Linked DNA regions of Homo sapiens: region 2 is linked to region 1. Evidence: read pairs that join two places in POLR2A ChIA-PET (ENCODE). Cell type or tissue: MCF 10A. All regions are shown on one strand. Each heading gives the region's core, and the rest is flanking DNA. Links, peaks and the distances in the headings are about the cores only.

Evidence for each region. ChIA-PET counts read pairs that join two places held together with the same protein. Peaks named below come from ENCODE experiments on the same cell type or tissue, not always from the same donor. Only the 100,000 strongest peaks of a DNase experiment are listed, where the experiment ranks them.
Region 2: POLR2A ChIA-PET joins it to region 1 with 5 read pairs; 7 of 35 experiments call an interaction of 5 or more read pairs at or near these places.

What each region holds. Positions count from the first base shown.
Region 1 is chr10:72,228,284-72,231,099 of GRCh38, forward strand. ANAPC16 (anaphase promoting complex subunit 16) reads left to right here. Exons shown (of 4, transcript NM_173473.4): 3 at 2,083-2,157. Among named protein-coding and RNA genes, the nearest start is that of ASCC1, 13 kb to the left of the region's middle. In MCF 10A, for the core only: no CTCF peak of the experiment used is centred there; a DNase peak (open chromatin) is centred at 1,478.
Region 2 is chr10:71,901,674-71,904,489 of GRCh38, forward strand. No RefSeq gene overlaps it. Among named protein-coding and RNA genes, the nearest start is that of LINC03139, 25 kb to the left of the region's middle. In MCF 10A, for the core only: no CTCF peak of the experiment used is centred there; no DNase peak of the experiment used is centred there.

The DNA of each region.
Region 1 (2,816 bases), core at 266-2,765:
CCTGCCCTTGGCCAAAATTGTCCTCACCCAGTTATTACTGAGCACATTAGAAACTGCCTTCCAGCCCATCAGTGGCTGTATTTTAGAGACATTGTAGCCACTGAAGTATAAATTATCTGGCATTGTCTAATTGCCTACTGTGAGGTAATATTCTTTTTAATGTATTTGTTACCATCCTTATTTATTGGAGTTGGCTATGGTGTTAGATTTGGGTAATTTACTAAACTTTTCCCTGTTTATGACCTGTGCTTGTCCCTGACAAGGAAAGCTGATGTATTGCTACCTGCTGTGTTACAAAGGGTTTGATTACAGTTTCTAAATGGAAGAGATTGCCCCCAGCTGACTCCGTTCTGGAGCAATTCCAGGCTTTAGACTGGTACTGATACCACATCTAATAGGATGTGGCTAAGAAGCAATTGGACTTGGACGTTAATAGGGAGCTGCAAATCAGCAAAAGTGTGTTCCACAGGCATATAGTGTGGTGGAGTGAAATGCAGAGGTTCCTTTTTGAAAGTTTAGCTTATATCCTTTTGCTTTGAAGTTCATTACCAAGGAAAATATGCAAATATCACAACTTAACTATTTTATCCTAATGGTGCCTGTGATTAAATGCAAGTGAGAGGTGGCACTTTCAGGAGCTTCCATATACATCTTGGCCTGATCCTTATAGCCTATAATTCCCACTGCCTTGTGTGTAATCCTAAAGTTCAGGATCAAACCATCTGGGAGGTAAACTCTAATTGTCTATGCTTTCCTCTTTCTAAAATAAAATATGAGTTATAATTGGACTTTTTAAGCAAGAATATGAATAGGATAATGACTGCTGACATTCAAACCCCTTTTTTTTTTGAGACTGAGTTTGAATTTACAGAATGTAACACTGTCTCTGAAGAATACAAAAAGTATACATCCCAATAATTATACTTTCATTTTTTTCTTTTTCTCTTTTTTTTTTTTTTTTGATCACTTTGAAGATGATATTGGAAGGATGCCCTCTTGGTTATATATTCAAGCTCTTTGGATACAGTATCTATAGTTGTTTTTTTTTTTAATTGGTTATTGTGACTTCTGAAATAAGGTTTCCTTTGTGTGAAACTCAGCATGAGGCCAGAATGTGTTAGTCCTGTCTGCTTGCCATGTAATACCTGGCCAACACAACAACCCATGATTGATGGGTGAATGCTTGAGGCCTAGTAGTGCTAACGTGAAGTACTGCCTGAAAAAGGACAGCTGTGTCCTCTCTCCCCGTTTGTTTTAGGATTTTCGCAATAAGGTACATCCCCCAAATGGTTTCTGCTACCTTTTTAAAAATCAAATGTTTCTACGTGAGCTGTAAATTTTTGAGAATATGTTTTGCTGTATCAGCCCTTGCCTGACAAGGAATAACATGAACTAGCTTATGTTTCATGATCATCTTCCAAGTGCTGTGGCAACTGAGTTGGCCACTTCTTGTTGGCAGTTCTTGGCACCAGTACAATTCTAGGTTCTGAACTTGCACCATACTCTTATCGTCATCCAAATTGCAGTGTTTTGGTTCAGTTGGAAAATCAAGGTTACAGTTTGCGTTCACAGAATGAAATTTCCCAGCAGTGTTCTGTGATTGTCAGAGTGATGTAATTTGATATATTAAAAATCAACAATTTTTTCCTCAGCTTTGTTTTTTAGACTGAAAATGATTTGGAGTTTTGGTGAACCTTTATATTTTGACACTACAGGAGCCAGCCACAAGGCCAAATGTGTCAGCTGCCAGTGTTTGCTTGACATACAGGAGAACATTAAGGAACTCTCAGGTTGGGAGGAGGGAAGTGTTGACCAGGACATCAGACGGAGGTTTCTTGTTTTTGTTTTTTTAAACACTATTTTTAAACTCTTAAGTAGAGGGACTATTTTAATATTCTAGGTATAGAATAAATAGCTTTTATAACAGTCTTAGTTCTAAATGAAGCAGAACCCGTCTTTGTAAACACTGAGAACTAGACCCTGAATGTACAAGCAGGGAAAAGAATAGACAAGTTTACTTGGTTTATCAGAAGCCATAAAACCTTTAGAGCAGATTAAAACCTTTTCTCCTTTTGTTTGTAGATGGCTCTGAGAGATTCCTCTGCGAATCTGTTTTTAGCTATCAAGTGGCATCCACGCTTAAACAGGTGAAACATGGTAAGCACATGAGTGTTGCGTACTTGACTGTGAGAATAAATTTGCTAGGGGGTGGATGAGGCTGTGACAAAAATCCCCAAACTCAGCAAGGCTATTTTAGTGGACTTCCTAAATTAAAGAACATTCTAGGTCTTAATCTAGTCATAATGTCCACATTGAGGCTTAAGGTTGGGGCCGAGTGCAGTGGCTCACGTTTGTAATCCCAGCACTTTGGGAGGCTGAGGCGGGTGGATCACTTGAGGTCAGGAGTTTGAGACCAGCCTGGCCAACATGGTGAAACTGCATCTCTACAAAGAAAAAATTAGTCAGGCATGGTGGCGCATACCTGTAGTCCCAGCTACTTGGGAGGCTGAGGTGGGAAGATCACTTGAGCCCGGGAGGTTGAGGCTGCAATGAGCCGGAATCACAGCACTGCACTCTAGCCTGTGCAACAGAGACCCTGTCTGAAAAACAAAAAAAGTTGGTCCTCCAGGGAGTCAGTGCTTCCTGCTCCTCTTGTGTTACTTTTTCCTCTCCTGTCTGAAACCTCCTTTTACTGTTGTCCTCCACTGGTTACCATCATCATCTTCAAGTATTTGTACGATACCTCCTGGTCTGTCTATACTCTAACATCCTGATAACACTTTTTCTGTTACATTAGGCCTCACCAGGCCTTCATT
Region 2 (2,816 bases), core at 174-2,673, 330 kb before region 1:
CTTTTTTTTGTTTTTTGTTTTTTGTTTTTTTTTAGTAGAGACGGGGTTTCTCCATGTTGGTCAGGCTGGTCTCAAACTCCCAACCTCAGGTGATCTGCCCACCTCGGCCTCCCAAAGTGCTGGGATTATAGGCATGAGTCACCGTACCTGGCTTTATTGTTATTTTTTATTTTTTGAGATGGATTCTTGCTCTGTTGCCCAGGTTGGAGTGCAATGGTGCCATCTCGGATCACTGCAGCCTCTGCCTCCCCGGTTCAAGTGCTAGGTGCAGTGGCTCATGCCTGTAATCTCAGCACTTTGGGAGGCTGAGGCAGGCAGATAACCTGAGGTCGAGAGTTCAAGACCAGCCTGGCCAATATGGCAAAACGCCATCTCTACTAAAAATACAAAAATTAGCTGGGCATGGTGGCGCACATCTGTAGTCCCAGCTACTCAGGAGGCCACGGCAGGAGCATCACTTGAACCCAGGAGGTAGAGGCTGCAGTGAGCCGAGATCACATCACTGAGCTCCAGCCTGGGTGACAGAACGAGACTCTGTCTCAAAAAATAATAATAATAATTAAAAATAAAAATTGATATATAGTTTTACACTATAGGGTCATATTGTATATATTTCATAACTTTGCCTTTGCAATCCATGTGGTTCCTGTTTAAAGAGAGAGAGACTGAGGCAGAGAGGATGGAGTGACTGTCAGAAAATGTTGGGGCAGAGTGGGGCGTGAACCCCTCTTCCTGTCCTGTCCCTCAGGTGCCTTGGAGCAATTTCAGGGCCCACCTAAAGCTGGTAGGGCAGAGGCTGACGGCCCATTGGACTGGCCCCTCCGCCTGCTTTCCAGATGGTGCAGGACATGGAGCCTCTGTCAGCCATGCAGTGTGACCAAGACCCAGCCCCCACATGAGCACCCACCTCACATGCCCTCCTGGACACACAGCTGGGCTGCATGCCATGGTCCGGGCAAAGCATCCCTAATGTTTTCTCTAACGCTGAAAAACAGACAAAAAGAGTTCAGAAATCACCCCCAGATCCCACCACTCTACACATCGTCCAGTAAGAAGGGAAATGCCCATCTTTACCCATCAGCTCCCAGCACCACCGTCCCATCCCCCACCCCTGCCACATTCTAACCTCTGTTACCGGTTTGGGGCATAGTCTTCCCAAACTTTCCCCAAGTTTAAGTAGACATCACTTTACGGGTAAGTGTATAGATAGTTTACAGAATAATACATTTTTTCCTTCTTAAACATGGGATTAGGCCGGGCGCAGTGGCTCATGCCTATAATCCCAACACTTTGGGAGGCCGAGGAGGGTGGATCACCTGCAGTCAGGAGTTCAAGACCAGCCTGGTCAACATGGTGAAACCCTGTCTCTACTAAAAATACAAAAATTAGCTGGGTGTGGTGGCACATGCCTGTAATTCTAGCTACTTGGGAGGCTGAGGCAGGAGAATGGTTTGAACCTGGGAGGTGGAGGTTGCAGTGAGCAGAGATCATGCCACTGCACTCCAGCCTAGGTGATCAAGCAAGACTCCATCTCAGAAAAAAAAAATGGGATTATAGAGCCAGGTGTGGGGATGCACACCTGTAGTCCCAGCTACTTGAGAGGCTGAGGCAGGAGGACCACTAAAGCTCAGGAGTTTGAGACCAGCCTGGGCAACACAGTGAGACCCCCATTTCAAAAAAATTTTTTCAATGGGATTATGCTCTTAATATTGATCTGTATTTTTTACACTCAGTAATATACTATGGATATTTTTTTCAGCTCAGTATTGATAGATTTACCTTATCCTTTTCCAATGACTGCATAGAATTTCATTGCATGGACATAGCATAATTTATTCACTCAGTTCACAATTGATATATAGCTATACATATAAACATAGACAAAAATATAGATAGATGTTACTTTCAGTTTTCTTATTTTTAAAAAACCTTTATTTTCGGTTTGGGGTCCATGTGCAGGTTTGTTATATTGGTAAACTCGTGTCACAGGGGTTTGGCGTACAGATTATTTCGTGACCCAGGTACTAAGCCTCGTACCCAGTATTTACTTTTTCCTGATCCTCTCCCTCCTCCCACTCTCCACCCTCTAGCAGGCCCCGGTGTCTGTTGTTCCCCTCCATGTGTGTATGTGTTCTCATCATTTAGCTCCCACTCACAAGTGAGAACATGCAGTATTTGTTGTTCTGTTCCTGATTTAGTTTCCTAGAGATAATGGCCTCTAGCTCCATCCATGTTCCCGCAAAGGATATGATCTCATTCTTTTTTTTTTTTTTTTTTTTTTTTGAGAGAGAGAGTTTCGCTCTTTTTCCCCAGGCTGCAGTGCAATGGTGCCATCTCAGCTCACTGCAAACTCCGCCTCCCAGGTTCAAGCGATTCTCCTGTCTCGGTCTCCTGAGTAGCTGGGATTAGAGGCATGCGCCACCACACCCAGGTAATTTTGTAGTTTTAGTAGAGATAGGGTTTCTCCATGTTGGTCAGGCTGGTCTCGAACTCCCAACCTCAGGTAATCCACTTGCCTTGGCCTCCCAAAGTGCTGGAATTAAAGGCATGAGGCACCTCGCCCAGCTGATCTCATTCTTTTTTTATGGCTGCATATTTTCAGTTTTCTGCATTACAAGATTACAGAAAACATTAATATCTACACCTGTAACTATATATTTGTATCAGTCTCTAACTGACATTGTCACGCTTTATTTCTATAGGGTCAACTTCTGGAAGTGGAATGGCTAATTCAGAGGGAAGTGGATTTAAAATGTTAGTACCTGTTGTCAACTTACTCTCCTAAATTTACACTCCCATGCACAGAGGGTGAGAGT